Regions from separate parts of the Homo sapiens genome. Here all the other regions are linked to region 1. A link is a contact called in ENCODE Hi-C or POLR2A ChIA-PET data. All regions are on one chromosome and are shown on one strand. Each heading gives the region's core, a stretch centred on a gene start or an enhancer-like site at or near the end of the contact. The rest is flanking DNA. Distances are from core to core; before and after follow the strand shown. Region 1 holds the start of ZBTB25 (zinc finger and BTB domain containing 25). Region 2 has its middle 33 kb from the start of HIF1A. Region 3 holds the start of HIF1A (hypoxia inducible factor 1 subunit alpha). Region 4 holds the start of HIF1A-AS3 (HIF1A antisense RNA 3).

What was found. Hi-C counts contacts between places; a loop is a spot of excess contacts on that map. ChIA-PET counts read pairs that join two places held with the same protein, here RNA polymerase II (POLR2A). Pooled maps may share reads with other maps.
Region 2: a map with no recorded cell type shows a loop between it and region 1 (8-fold over the local background). The contact joins the enhancer-like site here to the promoter of ZBTB25 in region 1. A Hi-C loop is called at or near these places in 3 of 37 single-sample maps with no recorded cell type and 5 of 50 pooled maps.
Region 3: a loop to region 1 is called in a map of gastrocnemius medialis, with 37 times the contacts of the local background. The contact joins the promoter of HIF1A here to the promoter of ZBTB25 in region 1. A Hi-C loop is called at or near these places in 3 of 168 maps with a recorded cell type or tissue (B cell, CD4-positive, alpha-beta T cell and gastrocnemius medialis), 4 of 37 single-sample maps with no recorded cell type and 11 of 50 pooled maps. POLR2A ChIA-PET finds 5 or more read pairs at or near these places in 1 of 52 experiments (activated CD4-positive, alpha-beta T cell).
Region 4: a loop to region 1 is called in a pooled map, with 4 times the contacts of the local background. The contact joins the promoter of HIF1A-AS3 here to the promoter of ZBTB25 in region 1. A Hi-C loop is called at or near these places in 2 of 168 maps with a recorded cell type or tissue (B cell and naive thymus-derived CD4-positive, alpha-beta T cell), 1 of 37 single-sample maps with no recorded cell type and 9 of 50 pooled maps.

What each region holds. Positions count from the first base shown.
Region 1 is chr14:64,502,497-64,505,260 of GRCh38, forward strand. ZBTB25 (zinc finger and BTB domain containing 25) reads right to left here and starts at 1,342. Exons shown (of 3, transcript NM_006977.5): 1 at 1,165-1,342. It overlaps ZBTB1 (zinc finger and BTB domain containing 1), which reads left to right and starts at 2,274. Exons shown (of 2, transcript NM_001123329.2): 1 at 2,274-2,450. RefSeq lists enhancers at 474-593, 654-753, 1,524-1,613, 1,714-2,384 and silencers at 1,074-1,503, 2,104-2,363, 2,474-2,583.
Region 2 is chr14:61,661,321-61,664,084 of GRCh38, forward strand. No RefSeq gene overlaps it. Among named protein-coding and RNA genes, the nearest start is that of HIF1A, 33 kb to the right of the region's middle. Within about 2 kb of position 1,356, at least 18 of the 41 ENCODE cell types and tissues checked have a DNase peak (open chromatin) inside an H3K27ac peak, as active enhancers do.
Region 3 is chr14:61,694,123-61,696,886 of GRCh38, forward strand. It overlaps HIF1A (hypoxia inducible factor 1 subunit alpha), which reads left to right and starts at 1,391. Exons shown (of 15, transcript NM_001530.4): 1 at 1,391-1,717. The coding sequence starts at 1,683. HIF1A-AS1 (HIF1A antisense RNA 1) reads right to left here and starts at 1,701. Exons shown (of 2, transcript NR_047116.1): 1 at 1,585-1,701. RefSeq lists an enhancer at 710-1,079 and silencers at 1,150-1,449, 1,750-1,849.
Region 4 is chr14:61,749,673-61,752,436 of GRCh38, forward strand. HIF1A-AS3 (HIF1A antisense RNA 3) reads right to left here and starts at 1,425. Exons shown (of 3, transcript NR_144368.1): 1 at 1,213-1,425. RefSeq lists a silencer at 1,447-1,756.

The DNA of each region.
Region 1 (2,764 bases), core at 92-2,591:
AGCAATGAAACTTTCAGGGGTGGCTGGGGGGTGTAGGCTTTTAGTTCCAAAAATACACCATAGGCGGCCTACCTCACCTAGAAATACCATCAAACCCACACAGTGGCCATGCCTGACTTCTCCATAACCTGAATCAAGCCAAGTATATATAATGACCTCCGCCGGATACATTCTCTACAGGTGAGTGGGGTAAACTGGCACTGCGGTCCTGGCATGGTGGAGAGTGCAATCACCAAGGTGTCTGGAGCCTTGGAGTCTTAGCTATCAAGAGGTGTAGCTAGCTCCAGCTACATCACGCTCTTCAGGCCTGGTGTCTTCTCTGTAAAACGAGAGGGATGAAACAGATTTTCTATAAGGCACCTCTCGGCTCTAAAATTTAAGATTCCAAAGTGTACTTTACATACATGACAGAATCTTGTGAGAGGATCAACAGCTCTGCCAGGACTTGAGTCTCAAGAGAAAGAATGCCAAATTTAATCCCTTGGGGTGATGCGGGCGCTAACTGTTGAAACATGCTAGGTGCCGTCAGGTTCCAGGTACTACGTTGTGCTATGCGCTGCCTCCGCAACTGGTAACAACTGATTACTCCAAATACTGAGTGCCAGAGAAGACGGTGATAAGATGGGTCAAGCTTCAAAAAGAAAAACCGGATATGCTTAGAACAAGATAAACATAATTTGAAGATAGAAAAGGGGGGGATGTCTTCTTGCCCTAGAAACGAGGTAATCACAAGCTGGGAGTGGAAACAGTAGCCGCAGCGTCCTCCCAGCATCTGGAAAGTCGCCCGCTCGTAAGAGGGGTCGGCGCTACCCGAGGGAGGCCGCAGGCCTACTGGGGTTTCCTGCTGGGGGTCGCACCCGGACCCGCGGCCGGGACGGCTCTGCACCTTCGCGGCACCCCGTGTGCCACCCTGAATCAGGCCCCGGCAGCCGCTCCTACGAGCAGCAAAGGGTGGTTCTGGGTATTGTCGGCCCAGCGCTCACTCGCGGATGTATTTTCCTCCTGTGCCCTGCCTGACATCTCAATCGGACCAAAAACACCCCTCTCCCCAGCTACTTGCATCTGTCCCGCGACTGGTGCAGCTGCAGGCCGCCGCCCTGGGTGGCTCGCGGCAGGAGGGACTGAGCCCGGGGCAGCCCACAGGGGCAGGACCGCGTCGCTTACCCAGATGCCGCCGCGGCGGCAGGCCGACTCCTCCGTGCAGGAGGGGCGGGCTCCCAAGCCGCGCACTGCAAGCAGTGGCGCCGGCTCACGCACCCCTCGGCCGCCTCTCGCGCGGCTTCCCGCGCCGGCAGCCCGCGATGGCCCCACGTGACCGCGTGTCTGGTAGCAGGGGAAAGAGGGGCGCCAGGGCCGGGGTGTGCGTGCGTGCGTGCGTGCGTACGTGCGCGCCCTCCCGCCCGCCCGCCTCAGTGGCCGGGCGGGGGTCGGCCCGCGCTCTGAGTGCCGCCGCCACAGTTCGCAGTTGTGACTCTGTAGGCGGAAGCATAGGGACAAGCCTGAGCGTCACAGGCTCCCCACAAACAACCGCGTGACCCGGGGACTTTCCCCAGGGTGTGCAAAAGCACAGGCACCCCCTCAGTTCTGGGGTGAAGGTGGGGGTGGGGAAGGATGCGCCCGCGTGTTCGCTGGGGAAGGGATGAGGGCGCGGGGCCAGGGAGGCCGAGCCGCGGGAGCCTGGGTGGAGAGGCGGACTGGGCGAGGTGGGGCATGGCGGGGGAAGTGACTCAGGGCCAGAGGCAGCAGGCCCACGGAAGGTGGGGTCGGGGGGGCGCGGGGACTGGGCGACCCTGAACCGACGGGGCAGGGCGAGGTTGCCGGAGCACTCGAGGCGGACCGCGAGTGACGGCCCAGCTGCTGGGCCCAACGGGCAGGGGTCTGACATCTGGACGGAGTGGGAAAGCAGCCTCGCATCCTGCCCTGGGGAGTCGGGAGGAGCCCAGTTCCATCCAGCTGTGCAAACAGGAGGAGGAGGAGGTCCCAAGCCTACCCTTGAGAGGGGCAAGAGGGGTGGTCAAGCCGCCGCCGCCGCGACGGCCCCCGCGGTGCGGGTTGCGCCAGCCTCCTCGGAGCTCGACGCAGAAACTTGTTGCAACAAACAGGCGACCGCGGGTGCCCCTAGCAGCCAGCGGCAGAGTGGGTGGGCGGGCGAGAGGGAGGGGAAGGCTGGCGGACGCCGCAGCGAACTGGTGGGCAGACCCGGAGTCGCCGCGTAAGCGGGGCCGGCTCAGTGCGGTGCGGCAGGCGCGGCTGTGCGGCAGCGGAAGTCCTTTGTTGCAGCACAGTCCCTGGCAGAGCCAGAGCCTCTCCGCGCAGCCCAGCCCGAGCGCCGAGCGCCGCGCGCCGCCGCCACTGCAGCTCGCGGCCCCTTCGCCTTCGCCCGCCTTTCCCGCGGCTGATTTGCCTTAAACTCCCTAAAATCTCCGCAGCTCTGGTTCCTGTTGCGGCCGGTAAGTATTTGCCAGTTGTGGGGCTATTTGCGCAACTTTGGCCCAGGCCGGAGGGCGACGGGCCGCGGGCCTGGCGGAGTGCGGGGCCGGAGGGGCGCCGATCCGTGCGGGGAGCCGGAGCGCGGCGGACGCGCTGCGAGGACCCGGTGACGGGCGGCTGCCAGGCCGCCTGCTTGTTGCCGGCGCGTCAGGTCCCGGGCGTGCGGCCTCCCTGAGTCGGAGGCGAAGCCCCTACGGAGACTAGTTCCCAAATTAGTTACCTTCTTTTCTTTCTTTCTCTGCCTTTATTTTTTTCGAGGGGGGAGGGGAGGTGT
Region 2 (2,764 bases), core at 106-2,605, 2.8 Mb before region 1:
AAAAGAAAAGAAAATCAACTGGAAGAGGGTAAAAGGAAGCAAAATCTCTCTGCAACATTGGGGAGTGAATTTGCACAAAGGACGTTCCAAAACATCCATGAAGTTGACTGGAAAAAAAAATAGAAATACAAATGTAAAGTTTAAAGGAGCCCATGAACCTAAGGAAACAGATACTGGGGATTTTTGAGCTGAATACAAAACCTCTGAGAAGCAAAAGAAAAAATATGTTTGCCAAGAGGCGTCCTTTCCATATCTAAAGCAAAACCCACAAATACCCATGAGTAATATCATGCAGGTTATGAAGTTCCTATGCAAAACCAGCAACATTTTCATAAACCAGAATTGTTGGAACAGTTGCAGATATTCATTTAAAAAAATCTGACTGTATAACAGCTCTGAAACGCAAAGCTAGGCCACAAAAGTACATTTCACCACATATGTCAATTTTCTTGAACCCTCTCACTATCAGAGTTGCCCAGGTTTTAAAGTTCCAAAGTTAGTAAAGAGACTGTGAATCAGACACTAAAATATGTTCTTCTACTTTGTACTGTAGCAATGCCATATTTAAGAAAAATATGAAAATGAAACCAAAAAGCAAACAAGATTGTGGAATTCCCTGACATTGTATTATATTTTACCAGCAGCCTCTGTATTACACACTGGAATAGCTTAAATGTGTCTTTTTCAATTAATTTCCCTTTTTTTCCAGAAGAATAAAGAAGTACATTTATTACAGTAAATAAAGTTGGCATTGCTCATATTAAACAAACAGGATGTCTGAACTGTATGCATTAAAAGATTTCAGAATGACAAGGCAAGCAAATTACACATATTAGTGCTTATGCTTTCAGAAAGAATGGAATGCTCGGAAAGTACTAAATCACACGTAGGTACTAGAACAAGAAAAAAATGACAAGGGTGTAATTGGTGGTGAGGGTGGGAACTTTTTCTCGCTTAAAATACATTGGGCTCATTTGTGTCTGCAATGCATCAGTTCCCAGTGCAAGAAAAAAAAGCCACGAATATGGACAGACTCAAAGTCTTCTCCAAATGGAAGATCCAAATCAGAACCTTTGAGGAGGTTTGCCTCAGCACCTTCTGTAGAAGTGGTTGGCAGACACACAACTAGACACAAGGTAACATGGTAGAGCAGTGTTGAGAAGAGGATCCGCAGTGGTCTCCACTGCCCTGGCGGTGACCTTCTCCTCTGACTGTTCTGTATGTAACGGGACTGGCTTGTGCAGGCTGTTCAGCAAACCATAGGTCTGGTTTGCTATCCCCTGATCTTGTAGGTCATGTGATTGGACAAGCTCATTTGCCCTTGGGTGGATGGTGTTCAGTGACCCATCTTGCTGAGTCATGCTAAACCTGTTGAGCATGCAGCCTTAGTGCTTTAATGAAAGTGCCCTTCGTTGCATTTAGAAACAGTGACCCACCCTCTCCCTTCTTTGCTCTGTGTCTAAGTGTCATTGACACAGGACAGGGTTCCACACAGGATGTGATTCATATGAGCCAATCTTGAGTAGGTTTCTTGTGGTTTTTAGTTTTGTTTTAGTCAAAAGAAGGGAAACTTAACCATTTCCAATAGGTTTGATGAAGGTAAAAGCATTTCCCTCATTTTTCTGTCCATGCAAAAGAGCATACTGGGAGACCACAAAAGCCAAGGCGATTTGTGGGCCTATTCCCCCATTTCTCCCACCAGGTGTGGGAAAGAAGCAGAAATTTATGGCTTTGAATGGATTCTACAGATGCCAGAGTATAAGAAATTTCTAATCATTAAAAAGACCTCAAACGTGGCCAGGCGTGGTGGCTCACACCTGTAATTCCAGTATTTTGGGAGGCTGAGGTGGGCGGATCACCTGAGGTTGGGAGTTCGAAACCAGCCTGACCAACATGGAGAAACCCTGTCTCCCTTAAAAATGCAAAATTAGCTGGGCGTGGTGGCGGGCGTCTGTAATCCCAGCTACTCCGGAGGATGAGGCAGGAGAATCGCTTGAACCCAGGAGGTGAAGGTTGCGGTGAGCCGAGATCATGCCATTGCACTCTAGCCTGGGCAAGAAGAGCAAAACTCTGTCTGAAAAAAAAAAAAAACCCACAAACTTGTAAGGACCTTTAGAGTTGACCGAACACTTTCACATTAGTAATTTCATTTGTGCCATACAGCTTGCCCATGAGATAAGTCAGGGTTGGCCTCCTCTTTATGTGAGTTGATATTTTTAAAAATTAGAATGTACCGTAATACGCGTCCTGTATAAGTGATGTTCATTGTACAAGTAATTTTCATTGTTCCCCACTAGTGTAGATAAGGAATGTCCATAGGAAATTTTGTAACAGAGGCCATCCTCCAGCCCCCACAAATACATGCCTCACCCTACCCCAGTATATATGGAAGAATATGTTCAAGAGAAAGTGGCTGTTCACACCTTATTTTAATTTTTCTGAAACAGGAAGCAGGCAGAACAGCGGGGAAAAGGGAAGCTAACTCCTTCTTCCCCTTTCATTTTCTCTGGGGCTATGATGCAAAGCAATGCTACAGAATATTTTAACCCCAGCCAATCACCATAAGAGAACACATAATTAAAAGCATCAGAGGTAAGAGTTAAAGAAAATGATTTTCTAAGCTGTTTGCTTGTTTTGAAATAGAGACAGAGTCTCAGTATGTTGCCCAGGCTGGTCTCTAACTCTTGACCTCAAGCAGTTCTTCCACCTTGGCCTCCCAAAGTACTGGGATTACAGGCCTGAGGCAACACATCTGGCCCTAAGC
Region 3 (2,764 bases), core at 141-2,640, 2.8 Mb before region 1:
TGTAGATCTGAAAAAACAAAAGTAGCGTGAAGATCAAAAATTTTCTAAAGAGACGGAGTCTCGCTACGTTCCCTAGGCTGGAACACCCAGGCTTCTCCAGCCTCACACCTCTGAGTAGCTGGAACCACCCTGTCCGCTAAGGTCAATGTTTAATCGTATCTTTGTAGGTCTACTGACCAGTTAAAAAGAGGTGCTGTATACATTGGTTGTTGTCTTGTCAGAGTTTGATGCTTCTATATAGACCATTGTTTTTACATGCTAATACAATTGAAAGCCACTACAGATATTTATATTTACAACCCAAAGCTAGGTTTTAACAAGAAACTCATAAGGCAAAGGTGAGAAGTAAAATAATTTAGCGCCAAGTGGAGATATATGTGCAATGCTACTTTGTTGGGCTCAAAACATATTTTTCTTTTAGAAGACTGACAGGCTTGAAGTTTATGCCTCCAAAGACAAAAGTGATTATGTTTTGTTTAGTAGCTTGCAAAGTTGCCAAAGGCCATTTTTTCTACTCTTTCCCTGAAATTGGTTTATATGCTTATTAAAGTCATTTATACCTATTTGCAAATGCTTAACATAGTTTCAGATTTTAAGATTTCCCTGCAACTTTATTTCCCTTGAAGTTTACAGCAACAGGAGTTCATTTTTATTTTTAATTGCATTTATTCAGTAAGTAAACTCCGCCACAGAAAAACTTAGTAGACAAGGTGAGTTCCCCTGTGCTCCGTGGCAAAGAGTGCGGTGGGTGACATTGACCCATGGTTAGGTAATCTGGTAAGGAAAGACCCCGTTGTAACACATCTGAGCAACGAGACCAAAGGAAGGGCTTGCTGCCACGAGGCGAAGTCTGCTTTTTTGAACAGAGAGCCCAGCAGAGTTGGGCGGCAATCGTGCCCAGCACTGAGGCCGAGGAGAAAGAGAGCAGGAGCATTACATTACTGCACCAAGAGTAGGAAAATATGATGCATGTTTGGGACCAGGCAACCGAAATCCCTTCTCAGCAGCGCCTCCCAAAGCCGGGCACCGCCTTCCTTCGGAGAAGGCGCAGAGTCCCCAGACTCGGGCTGAGCCGCACCCCCATCTCCTTTCTCTTTCCTCCGCCGCTAAACACAGACGAGCACGTGAGCGTCGCAGCCCGTCCCAGCTGTGCCTCAGCTGACCGCCTCCTGATTGGCTGAGAGCGGCGTGGGCTGGGGTGGGGACTTGCCGCCTGCGTCGCTCGCCATTGGATCTCGAGGAACCCGCCTCCACCTCAGGTGAGGCGGGCTTGCGGGAGCGCGCGCCGGCCTGGGCAGGCGAGCGGGCGCGCTCCCGCCCCCTCTCCCCTCCCCGCGCGCCCGAGCGCGCCTCCGCCCTTGCCCGCCCCCTGACGCTGCCTCAGCTCCTCAGTGCACAGTGCTGCCTCGTCTGAGGGGACAGGAGGATCACCCTCTTCGTCGCTTCGGCCAGTGTGTCGGGCTGGGCCCTGACAAGCCACCTGAGGAGAGGCTCGGAGCCGGGCCCGGACCCCGGCGATTGCCGCCCGCTTCTCTCTAGTCTCACGAGGGGTTTCCCGCCTCGCACCCCCACCTCTGGACTTGCCTTTCCTTCTCTTCTCCGCGTGTGGAGGGAGCCAGCGCTTAGGCCGGAGCGAGCCTGGGGGCCGCCCGCCGTGAAGACATCGCGGGGACCGATTCACCATGGAGGGCGCCGGCGGCGCGAACGACAAGAAAAAGTAAGCCCATTCCCTCGGCCCGCCGCCTTCTCCCCCGGCGACCCCGCCCGCCTGCCCGCCCTGGGCTCCTGGGCCGGCCTCGGCGTTAATGGGATTGGGGGGGGCAGCCTTTTTGTTTCTGCTGCTGCTCCCCTCCCCTCTCTTCCCCCAACCTCGCCGGCCGGGCTCCCCCGCTGTCCACGTCGCCATCTTGTCGTGGGGGGTGGGAGACGCCTCGAAAGTGCTTTCAGGGGCCGGGGTCTGAGCCCTGCTTGCCCTCCCCGCCGGCCGTGGGGGCCTCGCGCCGCCCACCTACCCGCCTCAAAAACCCAGCCTGCTCTGTGGCCCCATCCGGAGGGGACTTTACCCAGCCTGAAAACCCCGGGAAGAGAAATGAGCTGCAGCTCGGTAGCCGCGGTTTGCACCCGGAGCTTCCGCTCCTTCCCGCCCCCATCCTCTCCAGTTCCATTGAAAACTCGGCCCTGGGGCGGACCCTGCACGCTGGTCCTGGCTTTCCAGTGGACTTGGGGCCTTGAGTTCCCGACTGAGGGACTCGCGTGGTCGGATGCGATCTTGTCCTGTAGTTGTCCAGCCGTCGCGGGTGTCTTTGCCTTTGTGCATTAGGGATTTGCCGCGATGGCCTTAAGATGCGAACTTTTTAGTTTGCACGTGCAGGTTTTGTTTCGTTTTAATCGCCTTGAAAAACTTGCCTAGACTGAGAGTCAGAGTAATGGGAATTTAGGGAAATGGCAACATTTTAAAGAGAACTTCAGAATTGGATACTTGAGTTCATATCACCTGTCACGAGAACGCAGATATTATAAATGAATATATGCCTCATTCATTCTTCAAATAATGAAAATGTAGGGGCTGGTTAAATTTAGGCAGTTTTAATGATACTGAAAAAAGTATATGATGAGTGAATGAAATGCGGCACTAAAATGTTGCAAAAATTTTCGAACTCTGTCTCATTTTCCTGAAATTGAAGTATATTAAAGGAAAACCGTCAACATATATCTAAAGTAAGTAATCACTCGGTTAGAACTTAATGCAAGTTTTATAAATCAC
Region 4 (2,764 bases), core at 175-2,674, 2.8 Mb before region 1:
AGAAATGTAGCTATTCCATAAAAATACAGGAGAAAAAGAATAAAGCTATTTTAATTTTTTTAATGCAGTATCATTAAAAAACAAACCAAGTTTGTTCTAAGTTTGACTTTAGAGTCAGGAGACTTAAGCTTACATTTCTGGTCTGCCATCTATTACTTTTAGAGCTTGGGTAAATCTTCATTTGAGATCTAAATGCTATATATAGTTCATTCATAGCAGTACCAGATAAGGGAGGAGTATATCTATACAGTATATAGTCTTGAAGAAGTGATCTAAGGCTCGGAGCTTTTGAGGTGGCCATGAGTGACTCCAAAGTCCATGGAGCTAACCACCCTGCAGTGCTAGCCAATCCAGTTGAACATACCCTTTTCTCCATTGTTAACTGTTTGTTTAAATAGCAAACAGAAGGCGGCAATGGAGGTGTGGAAAACTGAGGATCCGATGTCACTTGAAAGTAATGAGATCACATAACATTGAGGGAATGTCCTAAGAGGAGTGGCAGGGCATAAATAGAAATGAATAAAAGTGTTTTCAAGTGCCATTTAGTGGGTTCTGAATTTGAACTAGAGATTGAGATATCCAGTTATGGAGACATTAACTCAAATTAACAAGGTAGTGAATGGGAAAGCACAAACTATAAAAGACTGTATCAATGTATGGTATTTTTTCCCAGAGCTGTTTTGACTTAATGGCATAATAGATATGTTTAAGTTTTTATAACCTCACGATTATCATTCCAAATCTTATTTTCCTCCTAGAAGCCTCTGTACAGAAAAGATGAACTTAAAATTACTCGCTTTGTAGAAACTTAATCTAAAAGTTCAAAATGTTTAAGTAGCAATACCTAAAACAAGTTGCAGAGTAAAGAATCCTCTTTTTTTCTTTTTTTCAACATTAAGATTTGGTTAAATAAAACCTTTGCAAACGTGTTGCCAGCTGGAACCAACAAAAATGTAAAGAAAAAAACTTTTACTTTTTTTTTTTTAAGTTTTCCACTAACCACTTTGCTCACATTTCGTTCCTTTAAATAGAGATGAACCTGTCGTCCCAGATTATTTTACAGAGAAATAGTGAAATTAGTGGAATTCGATACAAAAATAGTCTCCCTGTAGGATAAAAGTTATACTTTACCATAAACCTTCCTATGAACGCCTTCTGGAGCTTTGATGTGTTCACACCTTTCAGAGGTTTGGACATAATTTTTATTCTTACCTGTAGTGGATAGTTTTTCCAAGACGCTGCCCAGACACCCGATCTCCGTGTACTATTGAATTTCGTTTATTCCCTTGTCTTGGCTCCATTCTGGGACGGAGAGGAAAGACAGGTGCCTGAGAGCGGCAGCGGTCAGAGCCCCGCGGGGAGAATACCAAGCATGCGGAAGGTACCCGGCACCCTTCTGTTCCTGGTGTGGCTGGCGCTACATGATGAGGATGCGAAACCCAAGCCAACCCGAGAAACTTCCCGAGCCCCGCCCGGCGCGCGGCAGGCCACGCCTCAGTACGTGCTCGGGCGCAGCACCGCAGTCCCGGGCCCCGCCCGCGGCCCCGGCCGTGGGCTCCAGGGCTCCAGCCGCGCAAGGCGACTTTCGTGTACGCTGTGGGGTGGCTGCTGCCCGCTGCGCGTACGTGTGGGAGCGCATGCGGGAGGCCCTGGCCGCTCCTGGCCTGCGAACGGGCGGCGCCAGGCGTGGGGGGTCAGCCCTGGGCTTTGTCTTCTGGGACTTGTCAAAGTCGGAAGCCTAGTGCTTCCCCAAACTTTGTTTTTTAGATGGGGGGGGCGTGGGCGAATGGGACTTGATGTATTGCGGAAGAGCTGCCTCCCGAAATTCCCAAGCAAATGCTTTGGGGTATGAAGCTTTTTCTTTGTAGAATAGAAAAAGTTGAGTTCTAACAGATTGGATAGTGGTTAGTTATATAATACTTTTTTAAAAAAAATTAGACATCTAATCAAAAATAGAGGAGTTCTATGTTTATTTAAATATATTCCTCTTAAGGCACTCAAAGAGTTCGTTTATTTTAAATAAAGCACGTTGAGATATGCCTAGTTAAGGATCTCGAAACTTTATCCCACTTGGTGCCGTTTTTATTTTGGTGGTTTTGTGGGGGGTGGTTTTTTGGGCTTTTTACTGTTTTGATTTTATTGTATGCCAGCTATTGAGAATCCTTTGGGAGAAGATAATCTTGTTGGACAGAAGGGAGATGAGTGTATAGAGTACGGAAAAAGCTTGGAGCCTTAATCTCTGTAATAATTGGTATGTTCAGATTGCACAATGTATTATAAAGTACAAAGCCAGGTATTTAGAATAAATAACTTCGCCTCTGCATATCCACAGCTCACTACATTTTACATTTTATTTTCATTTGTTTCCTTCAGGAAAATTCATTGTTTGTGGTTTCCTCAAATAGCATTTTATAGAAAGCAAAGGTACACTTTTCAAAAGTAGTTGAGGTGTTTTAGATACTTTTTTACTAATAAAAACTGATCTGTAGCCTCACTTATCATATGTGTGTGTGTTCGTGTCTAATCAGGGAGGTGCCCTTTAATGAGAGTGCCATAATTCTTTTGGTCCTACGGATGCATAATCATTATAGATGGACAATTTTCCATAGAAGAGAGCAGGCTGGTGGGGCTGTAATATTTATCACAAAGGGTCATGCTTTTTACAAAGTAGAGAAACACTGTGTAAAGTCAGACAAGTAGATTAGGATTCTGTGAAGTAAAATCTAATTTTAAAGATCTTTGAAATATTAACATTAAAAACCCT